Linked DNA regions of Homo sapiens: region 1 is linked to region 2. A link is a loop called in an ENCODE intact Hi-C map of the cell type or tissue named here. Cell type or tissue: MCF 10A. All regions are shown on one strand. Links, peaks and the distances in the headings refer to the core of each region. The heading gives the core; the rest is flanking DNA. Region 1 overlaps SCFD2 (sec1 family domain containing 2). Region 2 overlaps LOC100506444 (a long non-coding RNA gene).

Region 1 (17,781 bases), core at 8,348-10,847, 390 kb before region 2:
ACCAACCCAAATGTCCAGCAATGATAGACTGGATTAAGAAAATGTGGCACATATACACCATGGAATACTATGCAGCCATAAAAAAGGATGAGTTCATGTCCTTTGTAGGGACATGGATGAAGCTGGAAACCATCATTCTCAGCAAACTATCGCAAGGACAAAAAACCAAACACCGCATGTTCTCACTCATAGGTGAGAATTGAACAATGAGAACACATGGACACAGGAAGGGGAACATCACACACTGGGGACTGTTGTCGGGTGGGGGGAGGGGGGAGGGATAGCATTAGGAGATATATCTAATGCTAAATGACGAGTTAATGGGTGCAGCACACCAACTTGGCACATGTATATATATGTAACAAACCTGCACGTTGTGCACATGTACCCTAAAACTTAAATAATAATAAAAAAAAAAAGAAAAGAAAATTCTTTTCTTTAAGTATGTTAAATATTGGCCCCTACTCTCTTCTGGCTTGTAGGGATACTGCCAAGAGATCCACTGTTAGTCTGATGGGTTTCCCTTTGTGGGTAACCCAACCTTTCTCTCTGCCTGCCCTTAACATTTTTTCCTTCATTTCAACCTTGGTGAATCTGACGTTTATGTGTCTTGGGGTTGCTCTTCTCAAGGAGTATCTTCGTGGTGTTCTCTGTATTTCCGGAATTTGAACGTTGGCCTGTCTTGCTAGGTTGGGGAAATTCTCCTGGATAATATCCTGAAGAGTGTTTTCCAACTTGGTTCCATTCTCCCCATCACTTTGAGGTACACCAATCAACTGTAGGTTTGCTCTTTTTGTATAGTGCCACATTTCTTGGAGGCTTTGTTTCTTTTCATTCTCTTTTCTCTAATCTTGTCTTCTTGCTTTATTTCATTCAGTTCATCTTCAATCTCTGATATCCTTTCTTCTGCTTGATCGATTCAGCTATTGATACTTGTGTATGCTTCATGAAGTTCTCGTGCTGTGTGTTTTAGCTCCATGAGGTCATTTATGTTCTTCTCTAAACTGGTTATTCTAGTTCGCTATTCGTCTAACCTTTTGTCAAGGTTCTTAGCTTTCTTGCATTGAGTTAGAACATGCTCCTTTAGTTCGGAGGAGTTTGTTATTACCCACCTTCTGAAGCCTACTTCTGTCAATTTGTCAAACTCATTCTCCATCCAGTTTTGTTCCCTTGCTAGCGAGGATTTGTGATCCTTTGGAGGAGAAGAGATGTTCTCATTTTTGGAATTTTCAGGCTTTTTGTGCTGGTTTCTCCCCATCTTCATGATTTTATCTACCTTTGGTCTTTGAAGTTGGTGACCTTCGGCTGGGGTCTCTGAGTCCTTTTTGTTGATGTTGATACTATTCCTTTCTGTTAGTTTTCCTTCTAACAGTTAGGACTCTCTGCTGCAGGTCTGCTTAAAGTCCATCCATGTTGTGGCAAATGGATATCCTTTTTAAAGGCTGAATAATATTTCATTATATATTAACCCATTATATACATATGTATTTTTTAAATTTTTTTATTTTTTCAAAAAATCATTGCCAACGCCAGTGTCAGAGAGCCTTTTCCCTATGTTCTCTTCTAAGAGTGTTATGGTTTCACATCTTACATTTAGGTCTTTTATCCATTTTGAGTTTATTTTTGTATATAGTGTAACATAAGGGTTCAATTTCATTCTTTGTATGTGGACATCCAATTTTCCCAGCAGCATTTATTGAGACTATTCTTTCCCATTGTGTCATCTTGATGCCCTTGTCAAATATTTCGTGTACAGGATCTATTACATAATAAGCACACATACTAATTATCTTTTAAATACAAAGTACCAGCTGTTTTGTATGAAGTCAGACATTAGACATGTGCAAAGATGTAAAATAATGCCACTCTTTTCACTACCTTATTTTGTTTTAGAAAATATAGTTATTTTTTGTAAAAATGTCACTTTTGTTAACATATAATGGGTTTATTATTATCTCAATATGAATTAATAAATATTTTAAAATACTCCTTGCTTTCTTTTCTAACACGTTGTTTTGTATCTATCCAGCTATCCATTCACCTATCCCACATGTATCAATAGATGTAATCCACATAAACAAAAATTATTGAGGAACTCTTTAGGTTTTTAAGACTGTAAACAGGTTCTAAGACCAAGAAGTTTGAGAACTTATGTTCTAAATCAGTGTCACTCTTGGATTCCACAGGAGAGTGATAGAAAAGCAATCCATTAAATAAATATGTAACAAATACCAACTGACACTGTTAATTCAAGAATTTATTTATTAATTCCGTAAACATTTCTTGGGTATACAGTAAGTTCAAGTTCCTATGTTAGGTGCAAAGAATACTAAGAAGCATAGGTAAGAGTTCTCAGCCCCAACTACTCTGAGTCTGGTGGTAATTGCTGTAATACAATAATAGTACAAACAAAGAGATGAGAGCTATGATAGAGAAAATGTTGGGAGAGAACTGGAAAGCCCAGGATACTGAACCATAGGAAATGGGGTTTTATGTTTTTTATTTATTTTGGAGTGGAGTGTAGAAGTAGAATAAGGCTCTAACATTGGTGGCAGTCATTAAGTAGCATCTATGTGCAAGGCACAACAGGAGATACAAAGATATCTACAACCTTCTAGGAAACTAGAAGTAACAGAAGGCATAAAACAATTATCAGAAAGAGGGAGAGATCAGAAGAGCAGAGTGACATGAAGACAAAGGGAAAAGAACCCAACAAAGAAGACGTGATCAGATGCTAGAGAGACATCAAAAGGAATAATACGTATCAGAAAGGAAATTTGTAAATAGAAATAATAATTATTAATTATTAATTCAATGAAAACTATTTCTGCCTCTTTCTATTGAAAATAGAAATACTCATTGTCTCTCTGTTACTCACCCATACTCATCAGGCAATCCATTCATTCAAACTACAAGCACTAAGCCACCCACTGTGTACCAAGCCAATGGCCAATGAAGGACATGACATGTACACTATCTAGCAAGGTTTTTGATCCACACACACTTAACTATATCACATCATTGTAAGTGCTAAAAAGGCATCCATAAAAAGAGCTGTGTGTCCTTAGAAGCCAGAGCAATTTATTCAGCCTGTTGAGGGAGTGAAAAGCAGGGAATCAGATGTGGTTCCACAGAGAAAGTGACATCTGTATTTAATCATGAAGAATCAGATGGGTTTTGACAGGAAAGATGTGCATTTTTGTGTGCAAATGAGTGTATTGGAAGATGAGTGGTTATATTAGTCAAGGTCTTGGCAGGAAAAAGATGGCACGCCAACTGCATCCTGGCAGGAAGAAGCCAGGCAAACAATATCCTAACTATACTTTCCTCTCACCCTCTAAATCTCCTGCCTATGCCTCTCATAGGCCAAACTCAAATGAGAAGCAAAGCCTGGAAAAGGCAGTCCACGAAGGTCAGTCTCCAGAGGCACAGATATAGAGGGGCGGAGAGTGATCTGGAGGAACAACCAAATGAAAGTATTTCAGACAGACAACAAAGTCCTGGATCTGCAAAAGTTCATGTAGGGAAATAGGTAATAGAGAGGGAAAGCAATGAGAATAGGTAGGTGAAGCATAAGGCTAGAAGGCAGAACCATCTTTATAAATAGCATGCTTAGACATTTGGATACTATCCTGAGGGACCCACCAAAGGGTTTTAAGCGGGGGCATGGCATAATCATATCTGAGCTTGTAGCTCTGTAGACACTACCTCCCCCAATCCCTAGTTGTTTGACTCCTCTCTCTAAAGAGGCCTGATAATAGAAGTCAGACAGATCCAGCTTTGTATCCTTGCTTACTTGCTATGTAACCCATCAGTGAGGACCCAGTCAGAAGACATTAAACACACCAGTGACATGAACAGAGAAAACTTAACATACAGAATTGTTAAGTGGGTAATTGAAAGGATAAAAAGAGAACTCCAAGGTACCAGGGAGGTAGCTCCCACCACCAGTGTGGAGGAAACAGAAGCAAGAGATTGAAATTATTAAAACTTACAAATGTAGGGACTTAAATGCAAACCTCTGACAATGGAGCACTACTTGGCTGGGGTGGTACCTCTGAGGAGAGGGTGCCCTGAAGCTAGTTTTCCAGGTGTTAGAAGAACTGCACACTGGATTCAGCTGCTACCACAGGAAAAACTTGCCACTGCTGTGGTGAAGGAGTATACTGTTGGCAAGATACTCACAAGCAGAAGGAAAGTCCACAGAAAGCAGAAACGAAGGAGAAGGCTGCTTCTTACCCTCTAGCCTTGAGGTTTCCCTCTAGTTCCCCTTATTAGCATAGCCTGACAGGGATCCAGCTGGGCAAGCTGAAGTGTGGTCTGAAAGTCCCAGCCCCAGCATCACGAAGTGGGAGTTTAGATCTGAGAGACAAGAACTTAACAATTGGCACAGTAATCCTGGAAAAGAAACCTCAGCTTTGTGGTCTCAGTTTTCCTTGCCTGTGAAATGGGACTTTTAAAAAATTACCAAATTTATACTATTGGGAGCATTAAATGAAACAAACTATGCAAAACTTCTTTTATAGTACCTGAAACAAAGTAGCTATTCAATAAAAGTTAATTCCCTTCCCCATTCCCCAAATTGTGGTATCAACTAATATATAAAAACAAAGATGTGTGTGAGTCAATAATCAGTATATGTCTCTTATGAGGCAGCCAGATGTTCTCATCCTTTATAAATGACCATATATCACATGGTATGTTAGTCTTACTAGGTTTTAACTTTTCCTTTTTGCAAAGTTGGGCAGTCTCCCCATCTCCCCATCCATTTCTCACTCTTTCTCCTCCCATCCCTCTCTCTCTCTCTTTCTCTCTCTCTTATACACACATAACAAAGAGATTTGCATGCACACATGCTCCTCTTAATCTCAGAGAAAATTTTTCCCGTGAAGGCAAAAATATAAATGTGATCAAAAACACAGCTATTACTCAGCCAGAACTGGATGAATTCACATATCAAAAACAGGAAGTAGAACACTCTCAATGCTGTTTTTAAAAAACACGTATCAAACAAAATTTTAAAGTATTTTGATGTATTGCTGTTTTTCAAAGCCAATACTGCTAAATGTTGAAATTCAGAAATGAAAGTAAGTGTGGCATTGGTGGAAAACAAAAATCACAAATCTTATCTGGGGCTTTATTAAGAGAAGCACAAGCCGGGAACGATGGCTCACGCCTGTAATCCCAACACTTTGGAAGGCCGAGGCGGGCGGATCACAAGGTCATGAGTTTGAGACCAGCCTGGCCAACATGGTGAAACCCTGTCTCTACTAGATAAAAATAAAAAAATTAGCCGGGCATGGTGGCATGGGCCTGTAATCCCAGCTACTCGGAAGGCTGAGGCAGGAGAATCGCTTGAACCCAGGCGGCGGAGGTTGCAGTGAGCCGAGATCACGCCACTGCACTCCAGCCTGGGCGACAGAGCAAGACTTCGTCTCAAAAAAAAAAAAAGAGAAGCACAGTACAGTACAGTGTTCAAAATAGGGGAAAAACAAGACAACATCTTTGTTCAGTTCTGGAATTCACATTTTAGGAGGAATGTTAACAAACTAGAGCTCTGCCAGTGACTTAAAACTAGAAGTAAAAAGTAGGAAAGGCTTGTCTTTTCCCAAATGGTTGAAAGAACTCATCGTATTTAATTAGGAAAAGAGAGAATGGTGGTGAGTTTATAGGGCTGACACTAAGATGTCCCAGAACTAGGAGAGCAAATTAAGAAGTATCACCTTGTAGTGGATCAGATTATCATCTAGAAATGTAACTCCAGAGATTTTTTCCATAAAAGTGTGACCACAGAGGATTAGGAATCCCAAATACAGTCAAGGGGATGTTGGCGGTGCAGGGAGGAGGAGTCAGGAGGAATGAACAGAGTCAGGAAAGAGGCAATGCAATGGAATTATAACCAGGCTGAACATGGAAAAACTATTTAGAATTCTGCTTAAAAAAAGACAGGGTTATCAGAAGGGAGATATTTAGCATAAAGCCTAGAAAAAGATGAGTGAAGTGGAAAGAATGAATTAGTACATTTCCGAGAAAGAAAGGAGAAATAATCTAACTTGATCTGTTTGCTTTGCATTCACTCTCATCAAATAACCTTATAATTTAGTTTCCCGTGCAGATGTTCCCATAGGCAGAGACTGTAACTATAGCTTACTCATTCCAGTTTGCTTGATAGTCATAACTTCCCTCTGCTCAGAGCTTTTATTCTCCTTCAAAAGTCCAGAAAATAGCTATTTCCCCTATTTTATGGACAAAGAAATTGAAGTTTGGCTAATAAGTGGCAGAACTGTGATTCACCCTCAGATATAATTGACTTTATACTCCATCACAATCAGAAGAGGCTAAAGTCACAGAAAACACAGAGAGACATATAAGAAAGTGGCAAAGTCTAGTAGTGAATGCTGCAAAGAGGTCGAGAAGGATGGTGACTGGCAAAAATGTCCTTATATTTAGTGGTCTGGGAGGCTTTCCAGTAAAAAAGTGTCATGAGCCAGACTGCACTACATTAGTAAGAAAATAATAAAGAAACAGAGGCATCAAGCATAGAACACTCTTTCAAGAACTCTGGCTACAAAGAAAAGACAGTATCATAAAGATATCTGTTTTACTTTGGCTCTAATATAATAGAATAGTTCTGTCACCCATTAAACACTGGGGAATATGTCCACTTTGTAGAGAACTATAGGACAGATATGTGAAGTTCCTCAACCACAATCATATTCCAGTGAAAGATTCTCTGTAAAATGTATCAGCGTTTGAGATGGGCATCATCTACTCATTTCTTCTGTGAGTGGCCATTTTAGACTTAAACAAATGGATTTCTAATGGTCTATTTGTTTTGTTACTTTCAGAATACATTTTTCATTATGAAAGCCAGTGGGAAAAATACAACTGCATTTCAGTGTTTTCAAAGTCACTTTTCTGGAACATATCTATTTAGTTAACTGACAATTTAATAACAAGCTCTCAGAAGGATGACATGTTTATATGTGCAATAATAAAATGAATTTTTCTCTGTCTTTTAGCAATTAAACATTTTTCCTTTAAGTAGATGATGTTTATTTCTCTTGGTGCTCATAACGTTTTAACATGAATTTACCTTGTACTGAGAAATTTTATATTTAAGATATGAGGTTTCAATCATGGGATCCCTCCCCATAAATTTAAATACAAGGGAATCGTGAGTCTATAATTAAAATCTGTTTAACATCTCAAAAATACTAGAAGCCTTTATCACAGTCAGAAAAATTTATACTTCAGTAGAAACTATAGCAAGGATGGGAGAATTGTGCATAGTTTAAAATATATGTTATAGTTTTAAATGCTATATGATAAGCTATATGATAGACAGTTTTCAAAAATCAATGTTTTATTATGTTTACAAGTTCCAGTTCTCTTCCTTACTGTTCATAGTTATGAATCTGTTTATATATGAAAATGAGACCCAAGAAATTCCGGCTAGTGATATGAAGCAAAAATGGGCAGCCATACTGTGTTATCTGTTACTAAAGAGTAGTGGGCACATGGTTGGAGTATGCTTTGAATCAATCTTTTTGGTCCTTCTTACAACAGAAGTTTGCTAACAATCCTCTGTTTTTTTCCTTCTTTCTTCCTCCCACTCTCACCCCAGCCCCTATCTAGAGTTGTGGAATAAAGCAAACAATTCTATCTTAAAAAAAATTTTTTTTTTTGATTGACAGAAAACTCAAACATTTAAATGTGAATTGCTTATGGGATTACCTGTCCTTTTTAAAAATTTGTGGCTCTGCTTATTTTTCAAAGATACGGCCCTTTAGAAAAGTAGTTTGTTGCTCTTTTAAGAGTCCTGAATCGAGCAATAGAAACTGATTTATGCTCTGTGATAGTATCATAATGTTGTATCACTGAAACACAATATAAATTAACCTTAGCATGAAGACCCTTTGTGCATTCCTACTTTCCTTGATTCACAATTTTTTTTTTTTAAACGGTGTCTCACTCTGTTGCCAGGCTGGAGTGCAGTGGCGCAATCTCAGCTCACTGGAACCTCTGCCTTCTGGGTTCAAGCTATTCTCCTGCCTCAGCCTCCTGAGTAGGTGGGACTACAGGTGCGCGCCACCACACCCAGCTAATTTTTGTATTTTTAGTAGAGACAGGGTTTCACCATATTGGCCAGGAGGGTCTCAGTCTCTTGATCTCGTGATCCGCCTGCCTCGGCCTCCCAAAGTGCTAGGATTATAGTCGAGAGCCACTGCGTCCGGCCGATTCACAATATTAATTAGTTCTTGTTTCAACATACTTAAGAATAAGACACTCAATGAGGTAAATACACTTGTTACTAATGTGTACCTAGGGCTATGGAAAGGAAAGGAGAGAAGGGGATGGGAGATGGAGGGACAGAAGGAAGGAAGAAAGGAGGAAGAAAGGAAAGACAATTAATAGTCAAGTGCCAGGATATCTCAGTGCAGCAAATTTGAGACCCACTCTAAGGGTGAGGGACCAGGCTAGGGCATGTCTGTCTGCTAAATTGTTTTTAGTATGACAGTTCATTTATTAATTCAAAACTAGTAAAAGAGCTCTCACCCTTCAAAACCACTTCCGGCATTGGCTGTACAAATTAGGATGATTTTATAAATAAAGTGCATATTACGTGGCATCAAAATTCTTGGATTTGAATTCCAGTCCTACCACTTATCAGATATATGGCCTTGGGCAACTTATTTTTCTGTTTCAGTTTCCCTACCTGCAAAATGGGATACTAATAGTACCTGTTTCATAGAATTACTCTAAGAATGAAATAAGATAACACATATAAACAGTCCAAAGACCTAGCATACTGTAAGTTCTCAATAATGGTTAGTTATTTCACTTTTCTTATCATCATTATGTTCCTTGCAGCCCTCAAATATAGTTACCTAATACACTAAAAGTCATATTCTTTTCATGTTATAACCCTGTAACATTTTTCTTCCTAGATTCATCCATATTCTGCTACTTTCAAATTTTGTTCTATTTCAACTTAGTTTGATTTTTGCCCCCATGTGTAATCAAGAACTTGGCCTATGAATCTCAGCAAAGAAAAATTTTCCCATCCAATAAAATGTACTAATATTTACTGAATACCTAAGAACAGATTATAAGAGAGAAACCTTATTTTTAAAAGAGAAAAATAAAATTTTGCAAACTTCCAGAAACAAATTCTACCTATTAACCAGATTCAATATCCATATTTAAATATTTCTGTATCAATAAAATTATTTAATATTTTTTAAAACAAAAAAATTAAAAGCCAAATTTTTTTTCTAAAATCAACGCATTACTTCTGTGGTTCTCTGACTTTTTGATCAAAAGAAAAAAAGCCATTTAAAACTTAAATTCCATTGCAATCATATTCATCTAATACCAAAGACAAAGATGGATGTGAAAAAAAACAAGAAATAGAAAAATTAGGTATGTAATTCCTGGTGAAGAAGAAATAACGCTGATGTGACTTGACAATTAGGACTCTAAGGGTGAGGGACTAGGCCAGACCATGTCTGACTGCTCAATTCTTTTCTCAGTACCATTTCAGTCACTAATTCGAAAGTAATAAGAGAACTTTTACCCACCATAAGTGGGGTAATAGGGGAAGAATGGGGGAAAAAAGGGAGTAGGGTTGGAATAGAATTAAGGAGAGGTAGTCCAGACCAATTTTGACAGTTCTAAAATAGATCAATAAGAAACTAAAATAATTATTCTTTGTAAGCAAAAACTCTCCTAGAGAGTTCCCAAAGCTGAGTCTAAGAAAAGTGGTCATTGCTGAGCCCAAGGGCAGCGTGCACATATTCCTTCCCTATTCTTTCAACAGTATACAAAAGTCGTTACTACTTTGGCCTAGATTCCATGTTGGCTAGCTTGGCCCACAATTCAGAACAGGTTTAAATAAGCTTCCTCAGAGGCTGCCTGTGTCCTAGGTTTAGGCTTACCCATACTCATCTTGATTGGCAGGTTTTCTCTGCTTGCCGCTTCCACTAGATGTCTCCGAACTTCCATCACTGCCTCTTTGTGCTTAGTGTTCAGTAAAGCTTCCCATAGGGCTTTGGCTGTGGTGTCACTGCAGGAAAATCACAAAAAGAGCTTTAGAATAAATTTCTACTGGATACTGGAAAGGGTTGAAAGCAAAATACTTTTTAAAATATATTTTTGAGCATTAATGTAGTCTTTCCTACTGATAGACTCTAAGTATTAGGATTAAATAAAGAATGTCTAATTCACATAATTGGCAGAAAATATTGAGAAATTAAGGAAACAATAAAATCAAGTGAAAAAAAGGGAAGAAAAGCTGTACTGTGTGATGAGAAGTGTGGGAAAACTATGTGATAAATTTTTTCAAAGATTTTGCACTTAAATCTTTCAGAATTCAACTCAACATCACTAGAGTAATATAAATGTTATATAAGCCAAAATTAAATGCAAGTCTCAAAATGATTTATCAGTGATTATAAGCACTATATCAATTCGAGATTAAATACTTGTCCAAGAAACAAAGCAATCAGCAATGAGCATTTCATTCAAAAATTACTCAACAGACTTCCTAATTAGTAGGCTTCCTACTAAATGAAAATCAGGAATTATGCTAAGTAGCCATGGCCTGAAGTATCCCACTTTGGGCCTTAGGTTGGAAGGATGGTACTTACTAAAACCTTTACAATTAACCGTTGATAACAGCACGAAGCACTGCATTATATGCAAGGTCTCATCTGGGCTCACTTCTCCAATAGCCCTCTGTCTCACCCAACATGCTATGTCCAAATTATAAATGAGGGCAGTGTTCTTTCCGGAAGATCTCTGCCATGTAGCCAAGTATACACATTTGTAGTAACGTTTTAAAAACTGAATACAAAGAAACAAGGATGACTTCTGTCCCTTTCTAAAGACTTTTTCCTCCAATTAAAGCCCTACTCACTCTCCTACTATCCACTTAGTAATAGTTCAAAAATAAATACATTTTTAATTTAGTTTTAAAGTTACATCTATTAAGATTTTAATTTAGTTTTAAAGTTATACCTAATAAGACATATCTTCCAAATTTGAATTGGATATTGAATAATAGAATGATGTATTTTTACACTGAGTTTAATGCCTGACACATTATAATCTTTCATTGAATAGTTTTTATTATCATGTATCTTTCCATAATGAACTAATATTACTGCTCAACATACTCCACTTGTTTTAATCTGATCAAATCTGTCATCATTATAACTCTGCATCTAATATTCTTAAGTTTAATTTAAGTAAGCAGGTAAACTACATGCCAAGCCCTGTATTTGGTTGGGATACAGATTTTTAAAAAGCTTTGAATGGCATAGTTTAGAAGACAAGGCAGATACAAAAGCAAATAAATTACTAAAAAAGTGTGGTAATAAAAGCCATGGTCAATGCTTGCATAGGTGTTTATGCAAGCATAATCCTAGCTGGGAGGATAGGGACTGAAGGAATGATTTCTACTGGAAATGATGAGCAAGTACAAAGATACATAAGCTCTAAAAGCAGCCTGGGAAGAAGTTAAAACTCAATCTGGGAAGGAAAATGGCAAAAAAAAAAAAAAAAAGCCTTCAAGAAAGATATAAAATCTTGGTTACAAAACAAGAGAAAGAAGGACATTTCAGAATGCAAAAAATCCTAGGAACATGACCCTGAGGAGCACTGTTCTGTTGCATGCCAAGGTGCACGGGGAGGGGCAGTGGAAGGAGAGCATAAAAGAAGGTGCAGCCACACTCTGGGGGTTCTGCATTCCTTGCCAAGTCATGTCAACTTTGATATGTAGGTGACAGGAAGCCAAGGAGCATGTGATTGATTTCACACTTTGAGAAGAACAGCATAGCTCAGCAGTTATGAATACAGTCTTTATCATAATTCAAAAGGAGGTCTGTTTGCTATGAGGCTTTCAGAAAGTTACTTAATTTCTCTAAAGCTCTGCAGGCAATTGAAGAACCATGGAAGAATTCTGAGCATGGGAGTTACAATCCCAGTTTCCCAAACTTATGCTTCATAATTGTTCTCTAGTCTCAACAATATCTCTCCACAAAACACAGGGATTTCTCACATAAGTCTCAACGCAACCCAGAACTTTCAGAGTAGAATGTCACTACCCTCCTCTTTTCCATGAGAATATGTATCTGGCTAATTCATCTCTAAAATCACAGTAAGTTAGGTAACGTTGTGGTTGCCCCATCAGATTGGTGTAGTGGTTTATGGACTCCGCAGTCAGATAAATCTGGGTTCGAACTCCAACCATGCTCCTCCTCACCCACTCCAAATACATGGCCTCCTAGACCATTCTTCTCCCGTATTCCAAGCAGAGGAACACTCTTTCTACAAATCTCTCTCTCCCTCCAGGTATCTGCTAAAACATCACCTTATCAGAGAGGTCTCCCCTTACTGCCCTGCTTAAAAAAGTGACATTGCCTATCACAGCATCTTATGCTAGCACTCTGTTGTCTACTTACTGGGCTTTACTGTTCTACATAATTCTAATTACCAGCTGACTTATTATGTTTCCATGTTTATTTGTTGTCTGTCTCTCTCATAAAAGGTGGGGTCCTTCTATGAAGGCAGGGACTTTGTTTTACTCATTGCTAATTCTTCACTACCTAGAACAGTGCAGATCTCTGGTGGGTACACTCAGTAAATACTGAATAAATGATACTTGTTAATTGTGTAACTGTGCACATAATTAATGCTCTCTTTTTGGTATCTGTGGAGTTGGAAGTTATAATAGTGAATTCACAGGATTGTTGTAGGATTAAATAATATAATTCATTTAAAGCACTTTCCTGATTCACAATAAATGTAAGTTGTGTGGTGGTGGTTGTAGTTGTTACTAGTATTACTGTTGTTATAAGTGGTATTGTCTTATATTCATGGTCTTTAATTCACTATGTTCAGGAGTTTGTGATATATTGGATGAATTCACTTACTTAATTACACTGAGTATGCTTATTCATACAATCTTGATTAGTGCAGATGTACTAAAGTCACTTGAAGCTTGTACTATCTGGCTCTTGTCTATTAAAATATTTTAGAAGAAATACAAAGTTTCCATGATCTCTAACAGTGATACATACTCAGGTCATGTTTTCTTAAAAATTGTTTTGCTGATATAAACAATTCTGGGCCGGGCGCAGTGGCTCACACCTGTAATTCCAGCATTTTGGGAGGCCAAGGCAGGCAGATCACAAGGTCAGGAGTTTGAAACCAGCCTGACCAACATGGAGAAACCCCGCCCCTAATAAAATTCAGAAATTAACCGGGAGTGGTGGTGTGCGCCTATAATCCCAGCTACTCAGGAGGTTGAGGCAGGAGAATCGTTTGAACCCGGGAGGTAGAGGTTGCAGTGAGCCAAGATCATACCACTGCACTCCAGCCTAGGCAACAGAACGAGACTCCATGTCAAAAAAAAAAAAAAAAATTCTGAATGTCTAGATATGTGTGAGAGTTCCTAATGCCTGCTTCCTGTCCTAAACAGTTTTCTAAACACGTCATACTAACTTCACATTACACATGGTCATTTTAAGTTTATCAAGGGAACATTTACAAGTTAATTAAGGTTCTCTGAATAATTGGCACTGAAGAAGGTCAAAGTCATACTTACTGGTATTTTTTTTGTCTCCTGCACCCACTTCTTCACCAAGTCACTCTATTACTGCAATGTGGTAATTCACACACATACACCTATATCAGCATCTGAGTTGAGCATGGTAGTTAAGTCACTGCCTTTCTCTAATATGCTCATAAAAGTTGATCCAATAGGCAGTATTTCATACAATTGAATTTTCACATGAAATCAACTCCTGATATTAAACTTTATGTCAAGAAAAGTTAATTGAAATCCATACTATAATTGCAATAGCGGATTATACGTAAATCTTTATCATCTCCAACTGTGCAAAACTTTCTGTTTTCCTACTGGGGAAATAAGCAATACAGAGAGGACTATATGCAACGGCCAGTGTGGTAGATTATTACTAGGCAAGACTGCAGAGTGGCAGGGGCATAGGTTCTGGACCAAACAACACAAGGTGCCATTTTGCCACCTACTAGCTCTATGTCCCTAGGAGGGCTTCTTCTCTCTGTACATGTTTTCTCCTCTCCTAAATGGGGATGGTAATAGTACATATTCAGTAAGCTGTTATAAGAATCAAATGGGCTAATACATCTAAAGCACCTAGAACAAATCCTGACACACAAGTGCTACAGCAGTAGTAGTAGCAGCAGCAGTAGTAATAAAAGAAAAATCAAAGGGCAGAATTTTCTTGTAAGATATAGAAGGAAGCCTTTTGTAGAACTGCAGTGGTCTTCCCCCACTACTTGTGTACATATATGTACAATCACTGTCAGCGACTTCATTTTCTAATATGAAAAGGTCAACAATAGATAATGTAGAATTCATACACACTGAAAACTCCAATGCAAGCAATCTCCTTATATATGACAAGTTGATGTAAATAATTTTTATTTTTCAGGAATAAAATTGAGAACTTTACTATAGCTTACTTCAAAACAGACAGCTATAGAAAGTTAGTGTTTTTCTTACAAAGACTTTTAAGCAATGACTTTTGTTTCAGCTTATCTCTTCAATTTAATTATTGTAAAATTCTGCAGGACCTTTTAAAACTACAGTTATTACTTTTACAAGGAGTTCAGATTCTATATTCTATTTCCAGACTGACTTATTAAATGGTTGTACAACTCTTGGGTCAGAAGCAAACATTAGAGGTTTGCTAATATAAAGATATTAATCATCTTTATATCTTCAGCAGGACTCTACCTAACCCAATACAGACAGATGAAAAATCTATTTTTAGTTTTTAAAAGCACCTAAAGAAAAATTTATAATATTCCTGAGAAAAACACTACAGCTTCAAACAAATCAAAACTCTGATTGGACTCTATTTAAACCTAAACCCTTTGTGCTCTACTATAAATCTCATTCATCTAGCTTAATCTTTTATCTTAAGTTCAGGAACAGCTGGTCAACATCTTTTTGATAATCAGGCCCACCCTAAAAGAGTTGTTTTTTTTTTTCCCCTGATGGCCAAATTAAGGAAAATTTTTGAAAGGTGAATAAAATACAATGTTAAATATAGTTTCAAATACCATCACTCCATTCTATTTCAAAAGCATTTCAGAATTTACAAAACTTCTTATATCTCATTTGATCCTCATCTCCTGAGCTAAACTATTATCTGAAGCTCCTTAAATCCAATTTAAAGAGCCTCAGAGAGGCAACTGACTGATTTAAGTAACCTCAATCTTTAAAAGGCAAAATCACAACTGAGGCAAATGGCTTCTAAACCCAGTAATCTTAATACTATACCATGCCATGCTTATATTATGCAAATCATCAAAGAGAATCAATTATGCAGAACGTCAATTGTTTTTCACTTTTCATGTTGGTTTTCTTTTCAAATCCATAATATCCTTTAAGTTCACACATGGGTCCCACAAAGGACAGGATGGAATGGAGTGAAGAGTAAAGTAGATCCACATTAATTCCGGAAGCAGGTAAAGCTCTAAGAACTCTGCACACTTTTGTTTTAAGCAATATCATACTATTCCCCTTGTGGGTCAAAATTAGCCATTGACAGTCACTTGGCTACACAATGCTAATTTTCCACTTTTATTCAGCCTTTTTCCTTAAATGTTTCCCTCCAAGAAGACTTTGATGAATTTTTAATCATTCTACATATATATCATTCATATAACTGAAAAAGCAAAAACCTAGTCTAAATTGCCTTACAGGTATTATTTCCAATCTAGCTCTAACTCTATGTACAACATGTCCTTGGGAAAGAAAGAAGGGGAAATAGCCTCTACTTTTTTTCTTTTTTTTTTTTAGAAGGAGTCTCGCTCTGTCACCCAGGCTCAAGTGCAGTGGCATGATCTCAGCTCACTGCAGCCTCCACCTTCGGGTTCCAGTGATTCTCCTGCCTCAGCCTCCTGGATAGCTGGGATTACAGGCATGCGCCATCTCGTCTGGTTAATTTTTGTATTTTTAGTAGAGACGGGGTTTCACCATGTTGGCCAGGCTGGTCTCAAACTCCTGACCTCAGGTGATCCACCCAACTTGGCCTCCCAAAGTGCTGGGATTACAGGCATGAGCCACTAGGCCCACCCGTCTCTACTTATTTTTAACACTGATAAAATTGAGACAAAATGAAACGAGTTGCCTAACATCTCATTATATTACAAAAATTAAAAAGGAGGATTACAGCTCAGGTCCACCACTGGAAGTGCCAATGGGCTGCTTCTGTAACTTGGTTAGTCTTTTTGGTGCTTTATATCCCCTTACAGTTATTACTAATGTTATAATTTTCACTTATTGAAAACTATGTCATAGGCAGCATGACTATATTATCTCATTTAATAACAACAACCTTTCAGGATAAGTATCATTGGACCCCATTTCATAAGTGAAAAAACTGATTCTAAATGAGATAAAACAGTTTACCCAAATTACATGCCCAGTAAATTAGGGTTTGAACTCAGGTTGCTGTGAACTCCAAAATCCATCTGTTTACCATAATTCTACACTGTTCTGTAAAATAAAAGGCTTGAACTAAAATGCCAATTTCTGAGATTCCTTGGGTCCCCAACAAGCTATATTTATAAGGTTTCCAGGCAGGGTGTGGTGGCTCACGCCTGTAATCCCAGCACTTTGGGAGGCCAAGGCAGGCGGATCACCTGAAGTCAGGAGTTGGAGACCAGCCTGGTCAATATGGTGAAACCCCATCTCTACTAAAAATACAAAAATTAGCTGGGCATGGTGGTGCACGCCGGCAATCCCAGCTACTCAGGAGGCTGAGGTAGGAAAATCACTTAAACCTGGGAGGTGGAAGTTGCAGTGAGTTGAGATTGCACCACTGCACTCCAGCCTGGGAGAGAAGAGTAAAACCCTGTCTCAAAAAATCAATAAAAAATAAAAATAAGGTTTCCATTATGCCATGGTCCTCAAACTTCACATGCACAAATTTGATTAACTTTCCAAAGGTCAGCAAAAGATAAGTGAATATCCCATGCTGCTATTTCTTTTATTAAACCTCTTTTTCTTTTTCACAAGTCCAGTGACAGCAATAAAAAGAATTAACAACAACAAAAAAATTACCAACAGCTTGTGGAATATAAATTAAACAATTTCTTCCCTTTTTTCTGTTTTTAATATCATGGTTTCAAAAGACATAAACTGAATTCATTGTAGCTACCAGAATACAATTTAATTTGTTAAAATAGATTCCTTGAAATATACAACATGAAAGTAGAATATTTATTCTATGAAATATAAGTAGTTTCTATATTGTCAGTAACTATTTAAAATGCCAATACATACTAATTGTCATTTTTTGATAAATTATTCTGAATTCTTAAAAATCAAACTGTTTTTACAAATTGTCATGTTTGAAGAAGACCAATGACATACACATAATAATAACCTGCTACAAATAGCTCTTTAAGGTCTTTCAAGAAACTTCTGTACATGAAAATATGGTCATTTCAGTTCATTCCTGGCTCTTTATTCACCAGAATTACTCAACTCTGAATGAAATCTTAGAAGCTGCCTTGGGTTGGCATGTATGAAATGTCAAATGCAGTCTGCTAGAAACTAACAGGAAATATTCATCACCAAATAAAATAGAAAGAAGACAGCAAAATTTTTAAAAGGTGGCTGAATGTTGAATCATGGTGATACTTCAATCAAGTAGAAGGCATGCAATTAAGAGATGAGGGTGAAATGTGAACGCGTACCATTATCTTGTGACTAAA
Region 2 (13,985 bases), core at 3,802-6,301:
GACTAGTGATGTTGAGTACCTTTTCATATACCTATTGGAATGGCAGCTATTTATTGAACAACTATGATATCCAAGAGGGCAGATATCATTTGTTTACCACTGTGTCCCCACTGCTAAAGCATCTGGCACATGGTAGGTACTCAATAAACATTTGTTGAATGAATGAGCTACTATTCATATATGCCAGGTACTTCACAGTGAATTCTTATCAAATGTTTGGAGGTAAGCATGGTCATGCCTATTTTATGAACGGTGAAACTGAGGCTCAGAAAAGTAACTTGTTCCTGGTCACAAACCCAGGTGAGGAGAATATAGTACTTGAACCCAGGTCTCTCTGATGTTAACATGTAAACTCTTCCTCTACATCTCACTGGCTTCTCTGCTTCTGGCCATTTTAATATCCCTCTGGTACAAAAATAAAAATAAAAAAAAATTGGAACACCAGGCAAGCAGGGGCTTTGGATAAAAATCAGACTCATAGAAACCAGAATGAAACCTTTGGGAATAGAAAGCCCAATTCACTGCCTGGGAAATGTCACATTTTGTGGAGGTGCAAGCAGTTGGCTTGTTATCTCAGATCTCAAGTTCTAGCTACTTTCACTTTAAAATCTATTATTTGAGTGAATTAAGACTCCCTGCCTCCAAAGAGACGATTTTTTTTAGTAAAAACTCTCCCTTGTTAAACAGTTTAACTCAAACTGGCAGCATAACTGTTAAAAACAAACTTACTTTGATACTTTGCAAAGCATAAGGCCAAATAACAATGGACATGGAAACCCACCACAGTCTTTCTAAGACTAAGTCAAACATCCTATATATAGAAAAACATCTTGGGTAAAATCTGTTAAGCCAATATTGGCTGAATTCAAAATTACACCTAATTTGAAACAACTGCTTTTTCCTCAGCCAACTGGCTACCCTATTGTTCTTTAATAAAAATAACAGAAAATCCAAATTTGAAGTCAAGTTCTCCCCGAAGAAAGATACGTTTCATATTAAAAGGCTCTACTGGTGACACTTGTGATATGAGCTGGGGTCTCCATTGTCTATCCTGGTAGAGTGGGAAGATTATCAGTGGTTAGGCAAGGTCCCTAAAAACTTGAAATTTTTGCTACAAACACGAGGGAATAATTAAACTTGGTTGGAATAAACAAACTTTTGGGGCAGTCCAGGCAGAGATCAGAATTCTCAAAATCCAAAGGCCTTTGTTGTGTTTTATTCATAACCTGCTCAGAGGAAAGCCGAAAATGGATCCTATATACCATGAGCTCATTCCTTTTTTTTTTTTTTTTTTTTTTTTGAGACAGAGTTTCTCTCTGTCACCCAGGCTGCAGTGCAGCGGTGTGATCTTGGCTCACTGCAAGCTCCGCCTCCCAGGCTCAAGCAATTCTTGTACCTCAGCTTCCTGAAGAGCTGGGACTACAGGTATGTGTGCCACAACACCCGGCTAATTTTTGTATTTTTAGTAGAGACAGGGTTTCACCATGTTGGCCAGGCTGGTCTTGAACTCCTGACCTCAGGTGATCTGCTCGTCTTGGCCTCCCAAAGTGCTAGGATTACAGATGTGAGCCACCGCACCTGGCTTCATTATTTCTCATTGAGGCAAAATGTTCCATTGTATGAGTAGATCAAAGTTTACTTGTACATTTCTCTGTTGGTGGACATTTGGGTTTCTTCTAGTTTTGAGACATTAAGTGAAGCAGTAGTTACCAGCTAGGGGCTGGGCCTATTAGTCTGTTTTCATGAGTCTGTTTTCACGCTGCTGGTAAAGACATACCCAAGACAGGGAAGAAAAAGAGGTTTAATTGGACTTACAGTTCCACATGGCTGAGGAGGCCTCAGAATCATGATGGGAGGCAAAAGGCACTTCTTACATGGTGTCAGTAGGAGAAAAATGAGGAAGAAGCAAAAGCAGAAACCCCTGATAAACCTGTCAGATCTTGTGAGACTTATTCACTATCATGAGAATAGCACGGGAAAGACTGGCTCCCATGATTCAATTTCTTCCCCCTGGGTCCCTCCCACAACACATGGGAATTCTGGGAGATAGAATTCAAGTTGGGATTTGGATGGGGACACAGCCAGACTATATCATTCCACCCCTGGCCCCTCCAAATCTCATGTTCTCACATTTCAAAACCAATTATGCCTTCCCAACAGTCCCCCAAAGTCTTAACTCATTTCAGCTTTAACCCAAAAGTCCATAGTCCAAAGTCTCCTCTGAGACAAGGGAAGTTCCTCCACATATGAGCTGGCAAAATCAAAAGCAAGCTAGTTACTTCCTAGATACAATGGAAAAACAGGTATTGGGTAAATACATTCATTCCAAATGGGAGAAATTGGCCAAAACAAAGGGGTTACAGGGCCCATGCAAGTCCGAAATCCAGTGAGGTCGTCAAATTTTAAAGCTCCAAAATGATCTCCTTTGACTCCAGGTCTCACATCCAGGTCATGCTAATTCAAAAGGTGGGTTCCCATGGTCTTGGGCAGCTCCACCCCTGTGGCTTTGCAGGATACAGCCTCTCTCCCACTGCTTTCACGGGCAGGCATTGTGTGTCCGTGGCTTTTCCAGGTGCACAGTGCAAGCTGCCTGTGGATCTACCATTCTGGGGTCTGGATGACGGTGGCCGTCTTCTCACAGCTCCACTAGGCGGTGCCCCAGTAGGGACTCTGTGTGGGGGCTCCGACCCCACATTTCCCTTCTGCACTTCCCTAGGAGAGGTTCTTCATGAGGCCCTGCTCCTGCAGCAAACTTTTGTCTGGGCATCCAGGCATTTCTATACATCTTCTGAAATCTAAGTGGAGATTCCCGAACCTCAATTCTTGACTTCTGTGGACTGCAGGCTCAACACCATGTGGAAGCTGCCAAGGCTTGGGGTTTGCACACTCTGAAGCCACAGCCCAAGCTCTATGTTGGCCCCTTTCAGCCACATCTGGAGCAGCTGGGACACAGGGCACCAAGTTTCTAGGCTGCACACAGCACAGGGACCCTGGGACTGGCCCATGAGACCACTTTTTCCTCCTGGGACTCCAGGCCTGCGATGAGAGGGGCTGCTGTGAAGGTCTCTGACTTGGCCTGGAGACATTTTCCCCACAGTCTTGGGGATTAATATTAGACTCCTTGCTACTTATGCAAATTTCTGCAGCTGGCTTGAATTTCTCCTCAAAAAATGGGTTTTTCTATTCTACTGCATCATCAGGCTGCAAACGTTCTGAACTTTTACGCTCTGTTTTCCTTTTAAAATGGAATGCTTTTAACAGCACCCAAGTCACCTCTTGAATGCTTTGCTGCTTAGAAGTTTCTTCTACCAGACACCCTAAATCATCTCTCCCAAGCTCAAAGTTCCACACATCTCTAGGGCAGGGGCAAAATGCCGCCAGTCTTTTTGCTAAAACATAGCAAAAGTCGCCTTTGCTCCAGTTCCCAACAAGTTCCCCATCTCCATCTGAGACCACCTCAGCCTGGACCTTATTGTTCATATCACTATTAGCATTTTTGTCAAAGCCATTCAACAGGTCTCTAGGAAGTTCCAAACTTTCCCACGTTTTCCTGTCTTCTTCTGAGGCCTCCAAACTGTTCCAAACTCTGCCTGTTACCCAGTTCCAAAGTCGCTTCCACATTTTCAGCTATCTTTTCAGCAACGCCCCACTGTACTGATACCAACTGACTGTATTAGTCTGTTTTCACGCTGCTGATAAAGACATACCTGACACTGGGAAGGAAAAGAGGTTTAATTGGACTTACAGTTCCACATGGCTGGGGAGGCCTCAGAAACATGGCGGGAGGCAAAAGGCACTTCTCACATGGCAGTGGCAAGAGAAAAATGAGGAAGAAGCAAAGGCGGAAACCCCTGAAAAACCCATCAGATCTCATGTGACTTACTCACTATTACGAGACTAGCATGGGAAAGACCAGCCCCCATGATTCAATTACCTCCCCCTGGGTCCCTCCCGTGACACATGGGAATTCTGGGAGATACAATTCAAGTTGAGATTTGGATGGGGACACAGCCAAACCATATCACTGGGGGAGGAAGGCACCGTGGTAGTGCTATGGACCGAATCATGTCCCCTCCATATTCGTATGCTGAGGCCTTGAGCCCCAATGTGAATATATTTGGAGATGAGTCCTTTCTGGAAGTAATTAAGGTTAAATGAGGTCATAAGGTTAGGGCCCTGATCTGATAGAATTTATGTCCTTTTAAGAATAGACACCAGAGCGCTTGCTCCAGGTGCACAAAGTAGTGGCCATGTGAGCATACACTGAGAAAGCAGCCATCTGCAAGCCAGGAAGAGGGCCCTTACCAGCCATTCTAGTCCCCTGATCTTGGACATCCAGCTTCCAAAACTGTGAGAAACCGATTTTTGTTATTGAAATCGCTTAGCCTTTGGTATTTTGTTCTGGCACCCTGGCAGACTAATATAAGTAGGGGTAAGCAGGTTATTAACCAGAAAGAGACACAAAGGAGCTTTTCACATAAGGGCGATGGATATATTCTGTATCTTGATCAGGGTAGTAGTTACGTGGGTGGATACATAGGTGAACAAGTTTATCAAACTGTCAGTTTCAGATTTCTACATTCTTGTGCATATAAATTTTCCTAAACTTGAAAAAGGCCGTCTTATCCCCATCTTTCCCAATGGAATCTGTGTTTCAAAAAGATAACAATATAGTGTTCATGCCTTCAAACAGGCCTGGTAGAAAGGAAATTAACATACATTATTTATCTCGTATATATGTATGTTTCTGCCTGTAATAAATAATGGGGATTGAGCACTTAGCACAAGAGTAAGCAACTGCCAAATGCAGCTCTGGGTTCAGACCTGTATGGGGCAGACCTGAGAGCCAGGCCCCTTTCCCTACCATACTGAAACTGACAGCAAAGCCGCTCAGCTAAGGGGATGTGCAGAAAGGACGCCCTGGGGTCTCCTGAGGCTGCAGGGCGGCCGGGGAGCCCTGGGGTCAGGAGGGCAACTTTCTGGGGCACAGTGCTCGAGTCACCTCTCCGAGGAACGGCTCTGCCTGCACTGCTTCTTGTACTTTGTTTACCCGCCCCTAGGAAAAGAGCTGTGAAGATGATCGTAGGGAGCAAGCAGTGAGGCGGCAAATGGCTCTGAGAGGAGCCACGCAGACAGCTGGGCAGCCGTGCCAAGAACAACAGGAAGCTCGCGGCCCCACCCCTGCTCGCTGCAGCCCTGGCCTGGAGACCCAGGGTTATTTGCTTTGAAGGGCCCTCTGCAGATGTTACATAAACAAAACCTCCATTGACTCCAGTTCTGAGCCTGGCCTAAAATAGCCCGCGGGCTTCCCCCTACCACTGTGCAGTTTCGCCGCCATCCCTTTTGGTCCCCTTGTGTGCTAGCTGCTTCCCTCCATTGACCACATGTGCAGACAACTCTCGCCAGTGTCCCTAAGAGGCCAGTTCCCTGGGGAACAAAAAGTGGGGCTCGTTTGCCTTCCCTGGCAGGTCAGACACAAAGCATCCCTGTAAGACCTTTGATGGCTACTGGCCAAGGGACACGTTTCCCCTCCCCAGGGAGGCAGGAAGCTGGGCTGAGGCACAGTGGGGTTTGGTCAGCAGCCAGCACAAGAGGGACTGTGCTTTCTCTCTGTGTCTGTGTCTCTTTCTGTGTGTGTCTGCGTCTCTCTCTCTCTCTGTCTCTTTCTCTCTCTTTCCTAAGGGCAAGCTCTCCAGGTAAGGGCACGAGTTCTTCGTCAGCGTCTCTATTTTCACTTGATGTAACGACTGAACACTCTACTCTTGACTCTTCCTCCAAGCTCCTATAAAATTCCCTGACCCCATTTGCACTTCAGCTCCTTCATTCTGCAGAAAACCATTCCTTCGTGAACATCTGGAGAATCACAGATCCGTGCCACAGCACGGGGTCACTCTGGGCCTTGCCACTCAACATGGGTCCCTGGAAGCTATTATCATCTTTTCCCTTTGACCTCCTGCACTTCTCCAGGATCTTAACTCATAAAATAAAACCAAAAACAACACCAGCAATAAAAACATATTTATGTCAAATACTTACTATGTGCCTGATACAAGGCTAAGCATTTTATGTGTTTTATTTTATTTCATATTGAACAGTCTTATGAGATTGGTACAATAATTATCTCCAGCTGACAGAAGGACAAACTGCAGTTTGGAAAAATTATAGAACTTGTACAAGATGTGACAGAGGTGGAACAGTCAGACTTGTATTCAGTGTCTCAACCACTGCATTGCATGTCCGGGGAAAAAGAGGGCAGGACTCACAACTCCTCCTTTCCATGGTCTTTCTTCTATTCAAAGGCCATGCTATTGTATCCATGGTCAATGTCATTAAACATATCACTGATCAATTAATTATCCAATCAGTATTTAAGGACTATGTTTTCTGGGCAAGTTGCTATTTGAGTCTATACCAGACCAAAAAAACAAAAACGTATGATGTATACTATGTGAATATCTAGCTCCTACTGTATCAACAGTTGTACTTCGGTTGTGAGAGGGCTTTGTGTTTCTCTGGGCTGAAGATCCTCAAACCAGATGGCCATCCTGGAACTAGAAGTTCTTCTTTAATTTAATTTTTTTTTAATTTCAACTTTTATTTGAGATACCAGAGGTATATGTGCAGGTTCGTTATGTGGGAATATTGCATGAGGCTGAGGTTTGGAGTATGGATCCTGTCACTTATGTAGTGAGCATAGTACCCGATAAATAGTTAATTGCTGCCCCCCATCCCCCACTGTCTAGTAGTCCACAGTATCCATTGTTCCCATATTTATGTCCATGTGTGCTCAGTGTTTAGCTCCCACTTATAAATTTGGTTTTCTGTTTCTACATTAATTTGCTTAAGATTATGGCATCCAGCTGCATACATGTTGCTGCAAAGGACATGATTTCATTCTTTTTTATGGCTGCATAGTATTCCAAATGTGTGTATATACCACATTTTCTTTATGCAGTCTTACCACTGTTGGGCACGTGGGTTGGTTCCAAGTCTTTGTTATTGTGAATAGCACAGCGGTGAACATACAAGTGCATGTGTCTTTTTGGAAGAATAATTTTGTTTTCTTTGGGCATATTTTCCTTTGAGCAAGCCCAGTAATGGGATTGCAGGGTTGAATGGAACTAGAAGTCCTACCAACTTACAGGAGGGAAGATGGGAAGGAACGGAAGCAATATGGAGAGCTTTGAGGATCCGTGGAACAAGAGGATACTTCAGAAAGACCCACACTCAGGCAAGGGGCTGGAGCCAGGCTGTGGTGACCCAGCAAGGGGCTAATGGAGCCTGGGAAACCCTGGCATGCTGAGGAGTTTAGTTCAGATCCACATTCTCTTCACTCTGGGGGCTCCTGTGAGACTGGCTCTCAAATGAAGCCCCCGGGGCTGAGTCGGCTTTCCCTTTGGACCAAGTCAAAGCCTTCCTTTATCTTTAGAAAAAAGTCTTACTCCTGTGGGGTTCCCCTGGTTTTATTGTCTATTCACTTGTTTTATTCATCCACCCGTGTCCATTCATTCTAGAAACATTTCGTGAGCATCCACTATGTGCTAATACTAGGTACCAGGGTTACAGAAATGAATTTTAAATGTAATGGAATATGGTCCCGGCCTTCCAGGAGTTCGTACTGTAACATAGGAGAGAGAGAAGTAGTTATGCTGCAGGATGATAAGGCCAGCTATGAATGTAACTGCAGGCTTGGAAAGCCCCTGAGCTGGTTGGCCTGCCAGGTGCTGAGGAAGTGTGAGTGCCCACCTGTTCCTGTGCAGAGGGAAGGAGGGTGAATGTCCACAGAGACCTCCAGAAGAGATTGCTGGTGGATGCTTACTTCCTTCTCTTGAGCTTCCTTCTCTGTGAAAAGATCTCCACTAGAGGAAACTGGCCACTGTTTACCTCTTTTACTCATCTCCCCAGGAGATGAGGAATGGCTTATCTGATTGGAGAGTTAGTTCCAGAGAGGGAGCTAGGACAGAGTGGCTCTGGTTTTTCCCTGGTGGAGATCATTTCCTTCTACTGCTCTGTGTCATAAACTTTACAGAGGTTGGCTGTGGCCAGGAAGGTGCTGCTTGTAGCCCAGTGAATGAGTTTAGTTCAAGAGAAGATATTGAAACGTCCACCTAGCTAAGATATTGAAAGCCACATTCTCCAGCCTGACTTTTATCAATATTGTCGATTTGGATCTTCATTTGCCTGATTCCTGTAACAGAGACAAAATGTACTGTTTATTGGACTCCCTCAAACTCCGTCATACATGACACTTATGTGTGTGACAGGGATGGACTCAGCTCTCTGCCTGACTGGGAGTCATCTACATCCCTTGTGCTAAGCTCTGCAGAGAGAGGAGGCACATTTTCAGGGACTTCCCTGCCTCATTCCTTGCTTGAAAGCTTCCTTCTGACCCCACTCTGCAGCAAGAAAGGAAAAAGAACTTCCAGGATGAAAACAGAAAATCTGGATCGTCCCTTTTTCAGAGTCTGTGGCAGTTCTACAAAGGTCCATGAATAGTCTTTGGTCTGAGCCTGGAATGCCCACTGATGTCCCAGATAAGACTCTGCCTGGCTGCCTGCTGTCCTCTAGGGCTGTCTTTATTTTGGAAGGGGCCCTTCTGTCAATGTGTTCTGGCTTGGCTTTCAGGAACACCTTTGCCCTGTTGTTTCTGATGCTTGACTTCCCGTGGACTGAACTTGGGATCGTATTTTTCCCTAGAAGAATATGCTGTAACCGTATTATCCTGTAACCCTTAGAAGGCAGGTCAGGATTACTGCCCCTTTTTTCTCAGAAGACAGATTACTAAGATGCCAAAAGGGACCTAAGGTAGGGAAACACCCAAACAGGATTGGCAAAAACCCAGAGGGCCCCATGTATACATCCCTTAGTATTCTCGCATCAGACAATGCCATTTTCGCCTTCATTCTATCAGCTGGTTCCTCAACAGCTAACTGGGCTGGTTCTTTTCTCCCAAATTGGACACCAAAAGCTTCAGAGTAAGCAATAGCCCAGTAGAGGGAGCTGTGTTAAACAAGATTTCCAAGCTAAAGGGTAAAATACAATCAGCCAAGCAGGTAGCCCTGTGTATAATTCGGAAACTTGTATGTTAATGGATGGTTGCCTATTCGAAAGCTCTGAGCCAGAACACAGCTTTTGCAAGGTGGTGCCTTGCGTTTTGTGGGTTGCTCAGGATCATGCATCTTGCTTCCATCAGCAGAGCATGATCTTGGCTCCACATGGCAATTCCATGGTTAGACAGGTTTGTAGCTTCCACAGGTAGCCTTGGCTCTGGGAGCGGGAGGGAAGTGGGCAGGGTCCTCTGACCTTGCACATACCAGGCAGCGCTCATGCTCACGGTCTCAGGAGATAGATTCTGTGTCACAGAAACCTATAACTTAGGGGAGTTATTAGTGACAAGCTTTGAGGGCTCTGGCTAGGAAGGAGATGCAGTGAAAGGAGAATCTTTCACAAATATTTGGAGCTTCTGTTCACCTAACTCATCTAGCTGCCCGTGGGGTCTCAGACTGGGCTAAGTTCAAATCTAGGGCAGCCCTTGGTACAATTTCATTGAATAAACCTCTGTGATCAAGAGAATTATGAAATGTGGAAAATATCAAGGAAAGCAACATGTACTGTGTGCGTGTGTGTGTGTGTGTGCATGCTTTGGTGTGTGTTTGAGTTTGCCTGAGAACAGGAGTTTCCACAATTAATCTTGGATCATGAAAGATATCTATGGCAGAGATAAGAGAGCTAGCAAACTAGCATCCTTAAGGACTCAGCAGATGCCTACAGGTTAAAAATTCATGCAGACCTGTTGGGAAATAAGAGAGAAATGAGATGGTACGTGAGGTGACTTTACTATGTGCATTTGTTTGCTGGGGCCTGTCGTCACAAAATACCACAGATTGGGAGGCTGAAACAACAGATATTTACTTTCTCACAGTTCTGAAGGCTGGAAGTCCAAGACCAAAGTGCCTGTTGGTTTCTTCTGAGGCCTCTCAGTTGGCTTGTAGATGGCTGACCTCTTGCTGCCTCTTTGAGGTCATCCCTCTGTGCACACCAGCCCTGGCATCTTTCTCTTCTTATAAGGACACAGTCATATTGGATTAATGCCCCACCCTAATGACCTCAGCGTAATCACTTCCTTAGACCTTTTCTCCAAGTATGGTTACATTCTGGAATATGCCGGCTGGGGAGGGGTGGGGTGGGTTGGAACTTCAACACATGAATTTTGGGGGAAACAGATTCAGCCCATAACACTGTGTATGTCTATGGGGACAAAGAATTGTACTGATTAAGGTAAATTATGTTAGTTGTTATAACTGATAAATTCTGAAGTCTTAGAGCATAATACAAACAAAATCTATTTTTCACTCCCATGAAAGTCCATTTCAATCGGCCAGTCTATGGCTGTAGAAAATGCAGTCATTCCCAGACCTACCTGCCATCTTCAACACATGTTGTGTCCATGGATATTTTGAAAGGAGAAGTCAGAAGGAAAGTATGGACAAGGCAAAAGACTCTCAATGGCCTTCACCCAGAAGTGACACATTACTTCCACTTACACTGCATCAGCAGGAGCTGGTCTTATGCATGCATCTAGAGGAAAGGGGTCTGGGCAATGTAATTTGCATCTAAGCCCAGGAAGGGAAAGTGGGTTAGGTAAACATCTAGTCAATCTTTGCAGGGATGAAGTAAGCTTGGCCAGCTGAGTTCTAAAGATGGGCCGGGTGTTCTGGGGAACTAGTCAGCAGGTACTAGAAAGTCAAGTAAACATTCATTAAAGAACCCTTCGAGGTTCCCAAAGTCATGACGGACCTTGGTCTTGGGTGGTGTTCCCCAACCTCTTTCATGTCATGGCACACATAGGAAAGGATCATTCTTGTGCTGTATATTAGACTCTCTGGATGAAGTTATTCAAGGCCAGAGGTGATACATGAATTAGGAGGCCCCATGCACTCCAGGTGGCCACCTGGCCACTGTGAAGGCTGAGGATCTTATGGCATTTGCCATTTAAGATGTCCAGGGTTAATGGCTGGTAACCTGTTTGCAACATACTGGTGTGCTGCAGCTTACAGGTGGGAATGTTGAGGTCTAGAGAACAAAGCAAGTAACATGTGGATTAGATGTGCATTCTGTGAAGACCAAACCTACTGCCACCATCATGGGATAAAACAAAAAGGGAAACCAGGTGCTCTAAAAGCCAAGGACAGCAGAATTGTCCTGAAGGATTCTGCAAGATAATAAAGCATAGGGACCACAGATTTTCCCTTCATCTGCAGTCCGCGCTCTTAAAACTAGTGAGTTTTAATTATGTTATATTTGTAGCAACTCTTTCTTCTCTCTCTGGAGTAATTAATTGGAAGAGAATTACAAAGGAAACCCAGACATGGGTAGTAATATTCATCAGAGGACACAACAGAGGAAAGAAAATAGAACATAGGCTCTTGAACATTTTAACATAGGTTCAAGATTTTAACATTTATATACTGTCTTTGGTTTGGTTTAAATCATATCCACTGTGAACTAACAAATATTTCATGTTATCTATAAATAACTCAGTGAGTGCTTACAAATTATAGGGCAATATAGTTAGATCACAATGTGGCAGAGTGGCTGAAGGCCAATTAGAAAGCTCATATGCTTTTAACAAACACCCCACCGAAAGAAATCAATTTACATCCCGTGATTATTGCACCATCAGAGAATCTTTGCAATGTTATTAACCCTGGACATCCTAAATTACAAATGGAGATAACACTTAAAATTGATTAGCAGTGTATTTTGAGATAAAATGGTGTTTTTGCCTTGCTAATCACCTCTTTCACAGAAATTATTCTTGCTTTCCATGAAGTTATGAAAAATAAATTGGAGAAATCTTTTATTAAGATTTTAAAAGCAAACAAATAACTTTCAGGATAATATTCAAATCCTTTGTAATTTCCTTTCTCCATTTTCATCAACTGTGGGAATGCTTAACCACACAGGAAGAAGTTGGTGGACTTGGAAAGTTGCTGAATTCTCTTATTTGAATCAATCCACATTAAACACAAGCTATTGTTTTATTAGCAAGTGAAAGATAAACATAGCTTACACTGAGTGGATATGGAAGAGAAATTGGTTTCCTCTAGCCCAGTGATCCTTGAACAAATGAATGATTCTGACAGAAACCTAAGGAGAGAAGATTTTCCTGAGATTGGGTGGAAACAAACCATTCATGTATCGAATCCCTTGTCACCCACAAAATCCAGCCTACCAGGTTCACTAGCTCCTTAAATCTATGTACCACTAGGGGTGCATGAGACAATTTTAAATGGCATAAAGAAGAACAGCTTATTATTAACAGGAATGTTCTTAAATTAATGTATGTTAATAAAAATATACCCAACACAGTGAAACCATGATTTCATCAATAATAGTATCTAAAATGAGAATAAATATATATGTTACAAAAAAGGAGGTAAATAAAAATATTAAATATGATTGGGATGGGTGAGGTGGCTCACATCTGTAATCCCAGCACTTTGGGATGCCGAGGTGGGTGGATCACTTGAGGCCAGGAGTTCGAGACCAGCCTGGCCAACATAGTGAAACCCCGTTTCTACTAAAAATACAAAAACTTAGCCGAGCCTGGTGATGCATGTAATCGCAGCTACTCGGGAGGCTGAGGCTTGAGAATCACTTGACCCCAGGAGATAGAGGTTGCAGTGAGCCAAGATCGCACCACTACACTCCAGTCTGGATGTCCGAGTAAGATTCTGTCTCAAAAAAAAAAAAAAAAAAAAGTTAGGTACAGTTGATCTTCACTATTCATAGATTCAGTATTTGTGAATTTGCCAACTTGCTAAAATGTATCTGTAACTCCAAAGTCAGTATGTGCAGTGGTTTTGCTATTGTTTGCAGACATGTGTGGAGCAGCAAAACATTTGAGTTGCCATCTATACAAGTTTTCAGCTGAGGCCCAGCAAGGTAATGCTCTATTTTGTTCAGCTCTCATACTGTAAACAAGTGTCTATAATCAAGTGATTGATTTAGTGCCATGTTTTTTGCATTTCTGCCTTTTTTTGGGTAATTTCACTGTTAAAATGACCCCCACATGTAGAGCCACAGTACTCTCTAGCTTTCCTAAGTGCAGGAAAGCTGTGATGTGCCTTAGGGAGAACCTACATGTATTAGACACTCTTCCTTCAGGCATAGTTACAGTGTGATATTGGTCATGAGTTCAATGCCACTGAGTCAACAATATGTATTAAATAAGGTGTCTTTAAATGGAAACACATATAAAGAAGGTCATGTATTGACTGACTGATGAAAATGTTATGACCAGAGGCTCACAGGTATCTAACCCTGTATTTCACCTGGGAGCAATGGTTCAGTATTTGCTAATTCAGTATTTGCAGAGATGTTATAGAATATAACTAGTGTGAATAATGAGAACTGACCATGAATAGATGTCGAGGTGCTTTTGGTGGCACATGGAGATGTGCCACCCGGATCTCCTTTCAAGGAGGGCCTTGCTGAAGCCATGGGGAATGTGGTCAGCAGACTGCCTCCGGCTGGAAGCTCCTTCAGGGTCCACCTCAACTGCAGAGAGCCACCCTGCCCGAGGCCATGTCCTTCTCTGATGGTGGAACCTCTAATGGGGTCCCAATCCTTCCTCTTGCTCCAGACCCCCATTCCATCTCATTATATTGGCTGAGGCTTTGTCAGGCCTGCACAGCAGTTTGATTTCTCCTTCTGCTCAATCCTACTTCCTTCCTGTTTCCTCTGCAGTGCTAGTCCCTAATGAACATCCTATATCCCAACCTTCATTTCAGCTTCCATTTCTGAAGAAGCTAACCCATTATAGTGGTTCACAGATGTGGCAAAATATAGAGAAACATTTTGCTAAGATCCTCCCTCATTCCTCTCCTGCCCTCCACAGATATCAGCTTCCTTGCTCTCAACTTCTTGGTTCTGGACTCTTGGGTTATATCCAAATTCAGACACCCACCCCCAGCCCAGGG

The links. A loop is a pair of places that touch in the nucleus more often than their neighbours do. Peaks named below come from ENCODE experiments on the same cell type or tissue, not always from the same donor. Only the 100,000 strongest peaks of a DNase experiment are listed, where the experiment ranks them.
Region 1: it touches region 2 in a loop (8-fold over the local background); 1 of 110 quality-filtered maps calls a loop at or near these places.

What each region holds. Positions count from the first base shown.
Region 1 is chr4:53,303,695-53,321,475 of GRCh38, forward strand. It overlaps SCFD2 (sec1 family domain containing 2), which reads right to left. Exons shown (of 9, transcript NM_152540.4): 3 at 9,942-10,069. Among named protein-coding and RNA genes, the nearest start is that of SCFD2, 53 kb to the right of the region's middle. In MCF 10A, for the core only: no CTCF peak of the experiment used is centred there; no DNase peak of the experiment used is centred there.
Region 2 is chr4:53,697,624-53,711,608 of GRCh38, forward strand. The region is part of intron 1 of LOC100506444 (a long non-coding RNA gene); the gene reads left to right. Among named protein-coding and RNA genes, the nearest start is that of LNX1-AS2, 110 kb to the left of the region's middle. RefSeq lists enhancers at 4,928-5,047, 7,772-7,851. In MCF 10A, for the core only: no CTCF peak of the experiment used is centred there; DNase peaks (open chromatin) are centred at 5,198 and 5,508.